Linked DNA regions of Homo sapiens: region 2 is linked to region 1. A link is a contact called in ENCODE Hi-C data. All regions are on one chromosome and are shown on one strand. Each heading gives the region's core, a stretch centred on a gene start or an enhancer-like site at or near the end of the contact. The rest is flanking DNA. Distances are from core to core; before and after follow the strand shown. Region 1 holds the start of MTMR6 (myotubularin related protein 6). Region 2 holds the start of ZAR1L (zygote arrest 1 like).

The links. Hi-C counts contacts between places; a loop is a spot of excess contacts on that map. Pooled maps may share reads with other maps.
Region 2: a loop to region 1 is called in a pooled map, with 7 times the contacts of the local background. The contact joins the promoter of ZAR1L here to the promoter of MTMR6 in region 1. A Hi-C loop is called at or near these places in 4 of 50 pooled maps.

Annotation. Positions count from the first base shown.
Region 1 is chr13:25,284,310-25,291,694 of GRCh38, forward strand. It overlaps MTMR6 (myotubularin related protein 6), which reads right to left and starts at 3,179. Exons shown (of 14, transcript NM_004685.5): 1 at 2,915-3,179. The coding sequence starts at 2,938. RefSeq lists enhancers at 2,559-3,179, 2,883-3,222, 3,323-3,492.
Region 2 is chr13:32,311,144-32,316,612 of GRCh38, forward strand. ZAR1L (zygote arrest 1 like) reads right to left here and starts at 4,220. Exons shown (of 6, transcript NM_001136571.2): 1 at 4,172-4,220; 2 at 3,187-3,407; 3 at 129-950. The coding sequence starts at 782. BRCA2 (BRCA2 DNA repair associated) reads left to right here and starts at 4,365. Exons shown (of 27, transcript NM_000059.4): 1 at 4,365-4,524; 2 at 5,279-5,384. The coding sequence starts at 5,318. RefSeq lists a silencer at 3,416-3,636, a cis regulatory region at 3,755-3,821, a promoter at 4,150-4,646 and an enhancer at 4,755-5,024.

The DNA of each region.
Region 1 (7,385 bases), core at 1,929-4,428:
ATTGAGCAGGTTACTTAAATTCTCTAAGCCTATTTCCTCCTCACCTATAAATGGAGATAATACTACCCAACTGACAGGGTTATTTAAGAGATCAGTGATGATAATGTATAAATTAACAGATTTATACAATTGTACATATTATAAAGTAATAATATTGTATAATTGGCTATATTGACATATAGTTGCTCAATAAATGGTAATTATTACTTTTCAAATAGAGCTGACTGAACAACAAAAATCACTAAATAGTCATAAAGGACACTCTACGGTCAATTTTGATCCTAATGACTAAACTACATAGAGGTCAAAACAGCTAATAAATCTAAAACAATCCACTTTTGCTTTTTAAATACTTACACTTATTTTTGCAGCAAACTAACTAAATCCAGGTGAAGGCTATGCATAATGGAAACAAAAGTTTGGCTATGTTCAAACCAATCTTTTAAAAGTAAGTTATTTCCCAATACATTAATAATTTAAGAACATGTTACAGTCCCCACAACAATTAACAGAATGTACCCTGAGGTCCACCTCTATCTTGCTGTTATATACCCAGTGTCAATACAGTGTCTGGCACATACTAGGTACCTAGAAAATATTTATTTGCGGTCTACATACACTCACTTAATATTACTCCAGAGTAGTGATCCAATACTAGAAAAACAACCCAAAGTAATAAAGGAGCATATTTGAAAAGTAGTTTTAATAGACAATTCATCAGAAATTTCTTAGTCTCTAAAAAGGCCTTATTAAACCACTAGCATGAGACCACTGTGTAAAGATAAGTCAAAATCAGAGCATTACTTGAAGAAAAGTTCATCAGTTGGTAGATAAGGAGGAATATCAGACAAAATGAAAGTCACCAGTGACAACTTTCAAAGAGCTAATAAGAGGGGCTACAACTCTACAAATAAAAACAAAGATATATATTCATAATAAATTGAATGAGGAAAGATTTAAAATAACCAAGGGATCCTAAATATTTTCCAAGTCTGTTCACTCTTATCATCCACCTAAGAATAGGATTTGCTCTAGTTGATCAGATTCAGTTTACTTTTACTGATTTTTTATTCTTTTCCGCCCCCCCCCCCCCAATTATGTCACCCAGGCTGGAGGGCAATGGCGCAATCTTGGCTCACTGCAACCTCCACTTCGTGGGCTCAAGCCATCCTCCCATCTCAGCCTCCCGAGTAGCTGGGACTACAGGTACATACCACCCCACCCGGCTTTCTTTTTTTTTTTTGAGACTGAGTCCCGCTCTATTGCCCAGGCTGGAGTGCACTGGTGCCATCTTGGCTCACTGCAATCTCCACTTCCCCGGTTGAAGCAATTCTCCTGCCTCAGCCTCTGAGTAGCTGGGATTACAGGCGCCTGCCACCATGCCCGGCTAATTTTTGTATTTTTAGTAGATATGGGGTTTTGCCAGGTTGTCCAGGCTGGTCTCGAACTCCTTACCTCAAGTGATCCGCCCACCTCGGCCTCCCACAGTGCTGGGATTACAGGCGTGAGCCACCGTGCCCAGCCTTTTACCGGTTTTCGATTGTGTGCTATGCACCGTAGAAAGCATATGAAAAATAGAGGAGCTTCGAACTGATGCAGAAGGAAGTCACGTGCACTTAGCTACTACATAATACATATCTGGAACCAATACAAGAACCTGATCCAATGTCCACTCTAGTCCTCTTTTCCTCTGTGCACCTTCTACGAGTTTGGTTATAGACTTAAGCACCCTTCCATTTTCAAAATTTAAGTACCCACAACTTGAATTCTCAAGTTATTTTATCTTTCTTCTCTTAAAAAAAAATGTTAAGGGGTTAGTTTTCAGAATCTTCAATTTTACTAGATACGGTATGCACAATGTTAAAGACAAGCTCCAATAAAAATTTATGTATACCTTTAAAAGGTTTGTGAAACATTTAAAAAATTTTTAAAAACACAAATTCTTCTTGGAACAATGAAGATAACGAACATCTGTGGTTCCCTAAATGAGCCGTAATTTTAAGATGGGCAGCAACTAAAGGGCTTCAGCTTTGCCAAAACGTCAAGAGGCTGCCTTGCAGTGGGCTCGCAGTGATTTTAAAATGTTATTCTTCTCGTCTCGATTTATGTTTTTCTCCCTCTCAAAGTTAAACTTAAATGTCGTTGGAAACGTAATTTGGTAACATTCTGATGTCATTTCCTTCCGTTTTTAAATTTGTAACGAAATAAAAATATTTGTTCGTTCTCAAAATGAAGGTCTTCCACACACAAAAATTAAGCATGGAGTGCAATAAGGTCAATCGAATAAAGCTGCATCCGACCTTTTAAAATATGGAATAACATTTTTCCCTTCTCCAGAACTCTTGACTACTGACACAGGACAATGCCTGAAGTATGAAGCACAGACACGGAAACACCGGATGCGAAAGACTGGAGACCGAGACAGCAAAGGGAGGTGGAGCGGAGTGCTGATCTCGGTTCCTCCAAAACTCGTACTGTGAATCTGTGACACGGGACAATGAAATGTGAGCAAGGACAAGCTTACACAGCATCATAATGTTAATTTGAAGACGGTTTTCCGGTTGATGAGGCAACGAAAGGCTGAAAGACTCCAAAGTTAAAGGAGCCCCAATTTTGCCCGAGAAAACGTAGAGCTAGGAGGGCGGTGACCAGTTTTCCCAGACTTATCTCTACGCACTCCAAGATGCTGAAAGTGGGACCCCTGCTCCTGTAGGTACAGGAGGCCTCTGCACCCCGCTTGGCCCAAGCTAACCCTGCCCTCCCAGACCAGGCCTGGCCAGACCCTCCCGCCCCGGGCCGGGTCTCCGCCGGGCCGGCTCCCAGCCCCAGTCAGGCCAGCAGAGCCTTCGTCTCCTCCTGCCTCAGCCGGGTCAGAGCAGGGCCCCTGAAGACTGGCGATCCCGCGCCCGACTACCTTGGTCGTCCGGATATGCTCCATCGCAAGGAGACGTCAGCCGGCAGCCGGTCTCACAGGCGTACCATACGGCTACAGAAACAGGGCGGTGACAGCGACAGAGAGCAAGCGGGAACTCCCTCCACCAGCCAGCGCCGCGGGTCTGTCTGCCGGCCCCGGTGGCGTCAACGGCGCAGGTGCAGCCGGTGAGCGCCGTCTCCTAGAAACACTTCCCCAAACCCCGCGGCCTCCCGGGGGACTCGGGGCAGGCAGACAGAGCGTGTGTGGACCGAGAGCGGCTTGCTGGTTCGTCCCGGACAGCGGCGGATCCCACAGCGCCCCCTGCTGGAGGAGGCCGGTACTGCTCACCACCCCACCCGAGGCGGTCTTTGTCATCCCGCCGAGCGGACGCGCGGGGCGGTCGGGGAGGAAGACTGCGTGAGAATGGATCCCGAGTAAAGGGTTCTTGTGGGGTGAGGGCAAGAGTGGAGGATGTTCTGAAGTCCATCGCCATACCACTGGACAGCACCAAATTTAGTTTGAGCTGCAGTTCTACTCATAAGAATGTATTCTAAGGAAATAATCAGATTTGGAGTTATTATTCTAAGGAAATAACCAAATAAGGAAACCAGCCTTATTTGAAACAATCAACTCTCCAATCCTACGGATTCCTTATGTAAAGTATGATGATTAGCTAGTCCTCAATCTGGTCTGGTGTCAGAGTCCCGCCTCCTACCTCAATTTCATACGATGTTAGCACCAGCATCCATTAAAACTCATCCTGTAGAGGGATATCACATAACGAAAATGTTAATGCTGCATTACTGAGTGAAGAAAAAACTGACTATGGAACAATAAGTTCAATGTAGCCGTGCTCTGTAATTTTTATTTATGTAAACAAAAAGTTTACATTTCTAGGTGAGGGTTACAGGTAATTTTTGTTAGAACACGTCTAATGTGGTACTTCTCAGCCTGGAGTGAGTTTTCTCCCCGGGGGACATTTGGTAACATCTGGAGATATTTTTGGTTGTCTCAAATGGTGGTGGTGGGGGGGTGGCGGCGGGGGGCAACTGGTGGGTGGAGGCCAAGTCACAAGTCGGCTGCTGAACACCCTACTAGGCACCAGACCAACCCCCCAACTACAGGGAATTATCCGGCAGATGACAACAGTGCAGAGGTTGAGAAACCCTGCTCTATGCCAGGCGCGGTGGTTCACGCCTGTAATCCCAGAACTTTGGGAGGCTGAGGCGGGCGGATCACTTGAGGTCAGGAGTTAGAGTCCGAGAAACTCTGCTCTACGTTTTGTAAGTATTCTGTACTAAGCCGGTTAAGGTTTGTAATCTTCATCTTTCATACTGTGATTGGTGTTAGAAAAGCCTAACATCTAAATTTTCTTTTATAATTAAAAATTTTGTTTCACTTATTTGTTTCATTTTGTTCAAGTTGTCTTGGTTTGTTTTGTTTTGAGTGCCTACGATGTTTCAGACAGATTGCCAAAGCAATGGAGATGGTTATTAAACACAACAGCCTTTGCGGTGGAGTTGCTGACTCCTCTAAGCTAAATATGTAATAAGAGTTACATTAAACCACCTAGAAACCAACCTTAGTACAGTATCACATCCACCCCCTCCCCCCGAAAAAAAACCCCACAAATCCTGCTCAGAAAAAAAAAAAAATATATATATATATATATATACACATATATATATATATATATATACATATATATATATATACACATATATATATATATAGAGAGAGAGAAAAGTAATGTAGGTCTTTACTGAGGATTGCTTTTTGAGAAAACAGAAAGAGGTGAATTGTATAGCATACAGCAAGACTTTCTTAACAAAACTTTTTATATCATTTTCCTCCCAATTTACAACTTCCTCCTTCCCCATTCCCCTACAGATTATCCTCCCTCTTCTCATCTCCTCACTTCCTGTGTCCTCTCTTTACCAATTCTCACAGAGAGGCAATCATAATGATGTCAGGTGACCAAATGTACTGAGTGCTTTACGGGTATTCTGAGGAAAATGCTATTGCTTTCTTTATTTTAGAGATGAGACAAGCGAGACACAATGAAGTGAAGTAACTTGCCCAATATCACATAGCAGATAAAGCCAAGATCCATGTTATAAAGCCAGACAGGCTGACTTCAGAGTCTGTATTCTTAACAACTGTTTTACATTGATTTGCTTCTCAAAATCCATATTAAAGTTCTATTTATGTTAATATGATAGGCTAGAAAATTACCTAGCTTTACAGAAAGAAAGTAAAATAACAGATAAAATATTAAATGACGTTTCTTTGACTCTTGAGTTGAATACTCTTGCACTAGATAGAATATTCCTTATGGTTAAATCTGGCAATCACTCAGTTCCATTATCTTTCCTCGAGACATCTCTTTAGAGGTCTCCAGATGCTTCTAGGAGCCTTTTCTCCTTTTGCTCCAGTTTGCACTTGTGTTCTCTGAGCCTACTGAATGGATATTATCCTGGGACTCTCCTCACCATGGGCCTGAGAAATGTGTTGGTTACTTGTGCTGAATTTTTAGATCCTGTGGTTTATCTTTCTTGATTTACTTACTTGCATTGTTTTATTCTGATGTAGTATATTCTGTATTAACTTCCTGAGAAAGGGTGAATGGAGCATAAATCCTTGACGGGAAGTTTGGCTAGGTCTAGAATTCTGTAATTTTAATTAGGATTTTGAAAGCTCCCAGAGACATATCCTGACTTTCAATGCAGTTGTTCAGAAATCCGCTGGCATTCCGATTTCCCTTTAGGTGTCGCTTCTACTTTCTCAGGATGCTTTTTGGATCTCTTTATCTCCAATGGTCTAAAATTTCAACATAATAAAACTTAGCTTTCTTGTTTATTTTTCTGCCCAGTGTTTTGAGCTCTGTAATCTGAAAACATAAGTCCTTCAATTCTGGGACATTTTCTTGTATTATTTCTGTAATAATTACTGTTTCGTTCTTTTTCCTTCTTCCTTTTTCTTTTTTCCCTTTAAAAATTTTTTTTATTCTTCTCACCTCTCTTCTCTCCCTCATCTTTCTTCTTTCCTATTTCCCTCCTGTCCTTTCTCCTTTCTTTTTATTTTGTTTTATTTTTATTTATTTATTTTTGAGACAGGGTCTCACTGTGTCACTGAGGTTGGAGTGCAGTGGCACAATCTCAGCTCACTACAGCCTCAACCCCTCAGGTTCAAGCAATCTTCCCACCTCAACCTCCTGAGTAACTGGGACTACAGGCGTGCACCACCAAGCCTGACTAATTTTTGTATTTTTTGTAGAGACGGGTTTTTTCCATGTTGCCCATGCTGGTCTCAAACTCTCGGGCTCAAGTGATCTGCCTGCCTCAGCCTCCCAAAGTGCTGGAATTACAGATGTGAGCCACTGTGCCCAGCCCCTTTCTTTTTTCAGTAGAAATTCCTGGTCTGACTTCCTAATTTTACTATTCTTTCACTCCTATTTTTTAAGAATTTACCTTTCTAATCTACTCTCTAGGAAATTCTTAATACTTCATTGTTTCTAATATTTTTAGAATACTCCATTATTTCTAATATTTTTAATTGCTGCAATTATATATATGTACATGTGTGTATGTATGTGTATGTATATATATATACACACATATACATGCACATACATATATAATTGTAGACAAACCTTGTGCTCAGATCTTGGATTCTTCTTTTTCTTCCTTTTTTGTCTACTGAGCACAAGGTTTGCCTCCCAAAGTGCTGGGATTACAGGCATGAGCCACTGTGCCTGGCTTATATTTTTAATTTCTAAGTGTTTTCACTTTAAATAGACTTTATTTTTATTTATTTATTTATTTTTTAGAGATGAGGTCTCGCTATATTGCCCAGGCTGGAGTGCAGTGGCTGTTCATAGGTGTGATCATAGTGCACTACAGCCTCAAACTCCTGGGCTCAAGCAACCTTCCTGTCTCAGCCTTCTGAGTAGCTGGGAATACAGGTATGCTATACCACAAGATGCTCCAGGCTCATCTTGCATCTTTCCCACCCCAGCCCTAGAATCATCCATTTCCCCAAGGAGCCCTGGTTCCTTTTATTGGAAAATGTTATTAGAATCCAAGATCTGTTCTGAACCCAAGATGACCTAACTGGAAAAAAAAAGAATCCAAAATCTGAGCACAAGGTTTGTCTACTAGAATGTTATTGTTTCTAAGTGAAGAGATCTTTTTGGTTACATACATTTTCCTATTTTTCTTTGTTTTTCAGTTTGTTCATTTATTTGTTTTCTAGCCTCCTGCTCTGATACATGTAAGAGCTCATCTCTCCTAGGTGAATAATAGTTTTCATTTATTTATGTATTTCTTGTAATTTTTGCTTCCTGAACCCTATTCCTTTTAGGTTCTCTCTACGTTTGCTGTTTTGGTCTCTGACTTTGATGTCAGAAGCGATCCTCCAATATCTAATCATCTTTAATGGTCCTTTCCAGCAATAAAATGCTGATTGGAAA
Region 2 (5,469 bases), core at 2,970-5,469, 7.0 Mb after region 1:
GCTCCCTCTCCTTCACCAAGTACATGGAAGAAGAGAGAGAAGATTTTGCTCTTATTGCCCCCATAGATGGAAAAGGAGGGAGGGGATGAGGCTGGTCGAGGACTAAGAAGAGGGAAGAGAGGATCTACCTGGAAGTTGGGCCTCCGGAGCGGCTCGGAGGCGGCGTCTCCAGGCACCTGCTTGCTCTTCGTCTCCTGAGGGCACGGGGCGTCTTTCTCCCCCGATTCCTCCAGCTGCCCGGGCTCCTCCTGCCTGTCAGCTCCTGACCTCCGTGATGGTGGCTGCGGCTGGCTGGCCTCCGCAGGGCCCGGGAGCGCCTTGCTCTCCGCTTCGTCCCCATCTCTCCGCAGGCGGATCAAGCCCCTGCGGCCGGTGGCGGGCGAAGTGACCCCACAGGCTGGCAGGGGCTCCTGGGGGTCTCTGCCGTCCCAGGGGGAGCAGCTGCTGAGGGTGCGAGGCCCCAGAGAGCACTGCACAGCCTTGTCCACCCGCGGGCTCACCTGCACGCCCACCTCCTTGGTGTTGGGCTTGCACAGCCGCGGGCTCAGGCTGGGGTTCATCTGGGAGAGAATGGCCTTAAGCTGCGCCCTCTTGTAAGGGTCAATGCAGTAGTCAGGGGCGTTCGCGGGCACCAGCAGCCCTGGCCTGGCCAGAAAAGTGGGAGGACCCATATTTTGCCTCCAGTCGGGCTGTTTGTGCCCTGAGAGTCCAGGCTGGCCCAAAGGCACTGTGCTCCCATAACCCTGGTACAAGCCATAGGGAACACGGACAAAGCGCTCCATCCGCTCTCAGGTGCTCAGGCGCAGTCTAATATCCTAGCCAGTTTGTTTGGGTCCTTATTTTGCCTTCCTCCTTCATCCGCCCCTTCTTTCTCTTCATCAGGTTGGTTCAGATTCATTCCTGGCTTCTCCATTTATTTCAGATTCTAATGGGAGCTGCTGCTTATTACCCTGATTGAGGGAGAGAAGCTCTATCTACAGATGTCTAATTGCCACCTGATTCCTACCTAATTGCTTTTCCCTACCTCTTCACTGTTCGGGAATCTTTTTTTCAAAGCTGTTTTTCATTTCCAGCTTATTCACACATATGCTTTAATTAGTGATTAATTCATATATTCCTGTAGTGACCATTCTAAAGATCCTTTGTAAGGTAATGTGGTAATGTTAGATAATGTTTTAAGGTACAGCCATTATGGACAACAGTATGAAGGTTCCTTAAAAAAGTTAATAGAAGTACCAGATAATCCAGTAATCCCACCACTGCGTATTTACCCAAAGGAAATGAAATCAATATCCTGAAGAGATACCTTCACTTCCTTGTTCGTTGTAGCATTATGCACAATAGCCAAGTTATGGAAACAATCTAAGTGTCTGTTAACAGAAAAATGGATAGAGAAATTGTGGCATGTATTTATACAATGGAATATTATTCAGCCTTAAAACAGGAGATCCTGGCCAGGCGCGGTGGCTCACACCTGTAATCCCAGCAGTTTGGGAGGCCGAGGCAGGCAGATGACCTAAGGTCAGGAGTTCGAGACCAACCTGGCCAACATGATGAAACCCTGCCTCTAATAAAAATACAAAAATCAGCCGGGTATGGTGGCACGCTCCTGTAATCCCAGCTACTCGGGAGGCTGAGGCTGGAGAATCACCTGAACCCGGGAGGCAAAGGTTGCAGTGAGCTGAGATCACACTACTGCACTCCAGTCTGGGCAACAGAGAGAGAAAGACTCCGTCTCAAACAAACAAACAAACAAAAAACAGGAGATCCTGCCATTTGCAACAACATGGGTGAAACTGGGGAACATTATGCTAAGTGAAATAAGCCAGATAGAAAAATACTGCATAAACTCACTGATATGTGGAATCTGAAAAAGTCAAATACATAGAAGCAGAAAGTAGAATGGTGGTTACCAGGGACAGGAAGTTGGGGGGAATGGAGAGAGACTGGTCAGAGCCTAAAATGTTACAGTTAGGTAGAATGAATGAGTCTAGAGATCTAATTTACAGCATAACGACTACAGTTAACAATACTGTATTTTATACTGAAAAGTTTCAAAGAGAAATTTCAGGTGCTCTCACCGCACACAAAAGAAAGGTAATTATGTGAACAGATGGATATGTTAATTGCTTGACTATAGTAATCATCTCACTGTGTACATATACATGTTGTGCACATTAAATATATACAACTTTTAGGAAATAATGGTTTTTTGGGTTTTTGTTTGTTTGCTTGTTTGAAATGGAGTTTCCTTGCTCTGTCTCCCAGGCAGGAGTGCAGTGGCATGATTTCGGCTCACTGCAACTTCCGCCTCTGGGGTTCAAGTGATTCTCCCACCTCAGCCTCCCAAGTAGCTGGGATTACAGGCACATGCCACCACACCCAGTTAATTTTTGTATTTTTAGTAGAGACAGGGTTTTGCCATGTTGGCCAGGCTGGTCTCGAACTCCTGACCTCAGGTGATCTGCCCACCTTGGCCTCCCAAAGTGCTGTGATTACAGGCGTGAGCCACCATGCCCAGCTGGAAATAATGTTTTTAAGAAAAATTAAAGCATATTGTAAATTGAATACAAATAGTAAATTGAGCAGCTGCACTAGAAGAGAATAGGTGAGAAAGTCTATTATGGTGGAGCTAATAAGTTGCAAGTCCCTGGTACAAAGAGAACAAGAAACATAAAGGTATGGGGGGCTGTATAAAATGACAGAAAATGTTATTTCTGAGACTTGTGTGACATGCCACGGGTTCTCATTAGTCCACTCCTAGTGAGACACCCCTCCCCCACAAAAAGGGGACAAAGCATATTGTTCTGATTTATAGGGTAAATAAATCACAGGTTAGTTAAGTGTATGAAGTCAAATGGACTAGAATTCAAACCTGGGCCTTACTACCAGGCACATTACTTAACTACTTGATTCAGTATCCTCATCTGACAATACTGACCAATTTACAGGATTACTGTAAGATTAAACATGGTATTGCTTGAAAACCCAAAGCAGAATGCCTAACTCATAAAATGTTTGGTAAGTGGCAGCTGTTATTAGTAAGGATCACAGACGTATTTCTTTGCGAATTAGACTTAGAGCAAAAGCTTTAGAATCTATCTGCATTAGTAAGGCCTCCTTCTACAACTAAGGATTACTGATTATCAAACTAAAATGGTCCCTAAGGAACCAAGCGGAGCCCACCCTTTTCCTAATCCAAGGTTGCTTCTGTTTACTGCTCAAGCACCTTCTGGAAGCAGCAAGGCCCCCATGGGAGCAACTCTCACTGAATCCATTTGAAGGTTTTGTAGGTCTTACAACAAACCCTATTCAGCCTTGTATTAGGCATGTTACAGAACCAACGAATTCGGAGATGAAGTCAGGTCTTCCAGTTCAGCCTGCGAGGAAGACAGGTGATCCGAATCCTAAGAATGCAAAAGATGGGCCGGGTGTGGTGGCTCATGCCTGTAATCCCAGCGCTTTGGGAGGCCGAGGCAGGCAGATCACCTGAGGTCGGGAGGTTGAGACCAGACTGACCAACAACGGAGAAACCCCGTCTCTACTTAAAAATGCAAAGTTAGCCGTGCGTGGTGGCCCATGCCTGTATTCCCAGCTACTCGGGAGGCTGAGGCAGGAGAACCACTTGATCCCTGGAGGCGGAAGTTGCGGTGAGCGGAGATTGCGCCATTGCACACCAGCCCGGGCCACAAGAGCGAAACTCCGTCTCAAAAAAAAAAGCAAAAGATACTACCAAGCCCTGCGGAGCAAGGTACCTCACACTTCATGAGCGAGTTAAGATGGGTTTCACAATTTTTCAAGCAAGGAAACGGGCTCGGAGGTCTTGAACACCTGCTACCCAATAGCAGAACAGCTACTGGAACTAAAATCCTCTGATTTCAAATAACAGCCCCGCCCACTACCACTAAGTGAAGTCATCCACAACCACACACCGACCACTCTAAGCTTTTGTAAGATCGGCTCGCTTTGGGGAACAGGTCTTGAGAGAACATCCCTTTTAAGGTCAGAACAAAGGTATTTCATAGGTCCCAGGTCGTGTCCCGAGGGCGCCCACCCAAACATGAGCTGGAGCAAAAAGAAAGGGATGGGGGACTTGGAGTAGGCATAGGGGCGGCCCCTCCAAGCAGGGTGGCCTGGGACTCTTAAGGGTCAGCGAGAAGAGAACACACACTCCAGCTCCCGCTTTATTCGGTCAGATACTGACGGTTGGGATGCCTGACAAGGAATTTCCTTTCGCCACACTGAGAAATACCCGCAGCGGCCCACCCAGGCCTGACTTCCGGGTGGTGCGTGTGCTGCGTGTCGCGTCACGGCGTCACGTGGCCAGCGCGGGCTTGTGGCGCGAGCTTCTGAAACTAGGCGGCAGAGGCGGAGCCGCTGTGGCACTGCTGCGCCTCTGCTGCGCCTCGGGTGTCTTTTGCGGCGGTGGGTCGCCGCCGGGAGAAGCGTGAGGGGACAGATTTGTGACCGGCGCGGTTTTTGTCAGCTTACTCCGGCCAAAAAAGAACTGCACCTCTGGAGCGGGTTAGTGGTGGTGGTAGTGGGTTGGGACGAGCGCGTCTTCCGCAGTCCCAGTCCAGCGTGGCGGGGGAGCGCCTCACGCCCCGGGTCGCTGCCGCGGCTTCTTGCCCTTTTGTCTCTGCCAACCCCCACCCATGCCTGAGAGAAAGGTCCTTGCCCGAAGGCAGATTTTCGCCAAGCAAATTCGAGCCCCGCCCCTTCCCTGGGTCTCCATTTCCCGCCTCCGGCCCGGCCTTTGGGCTCCGCCTTCAGCTCAAGACTTAACTTCCCTCCCAGCTGTCCCAGATGACGCCATCTGAAATTTCTTGGAAACACGATCACTTTAACGGAATATTGCTGTTTTGGGGAAGTGTTTTACAGCTGCTGGGCACGCTGTATTTGCCTTACTTAAGCCCCTGGTAATTGCTGTATTCCGAAGACATGCTGATGGGAATTACCAGGCGGCGTTGGTCTCTAACTGGAGCCCTCTGTCCCCACTAGCCACGCGTCACTGGTTAGCGTGATTGAAACTAAATCGTATGAAAATCCTCTTCTCTAGTCGCACTAGCCACGTTTCGAGTGCTTAATGTGGCTAGTGGCACCGGTTTGGACAGCACAGCTGTAAAATGTTCCCATCCTCACAGTAAGCTGTTACCGTTCCAGGAGATGGGACTGAATTAGAATTCAAACAAATTTTCCAGCGCTTCTGAGTTTTACCTCAGTCACATAATAAGGAATGCATCCCTGTGTAAGTGCATTTTGGTCTTCTGTTTTGCAGACTTATTTACCAAGCATTGGAGGAATATCGTAGGTAAAAATGCCTATTGGATCCAAAGAGAGGCCAACATTTTTTGAAATTTTTAAGACACGCTGCAACAAAGCAGGTATTGACAAATTTTATATAACTTTATAAATTACACCGAGAAAGTGTTTTCTAAAAAATGCTTGCTAAAAACCCAGTACGTCACA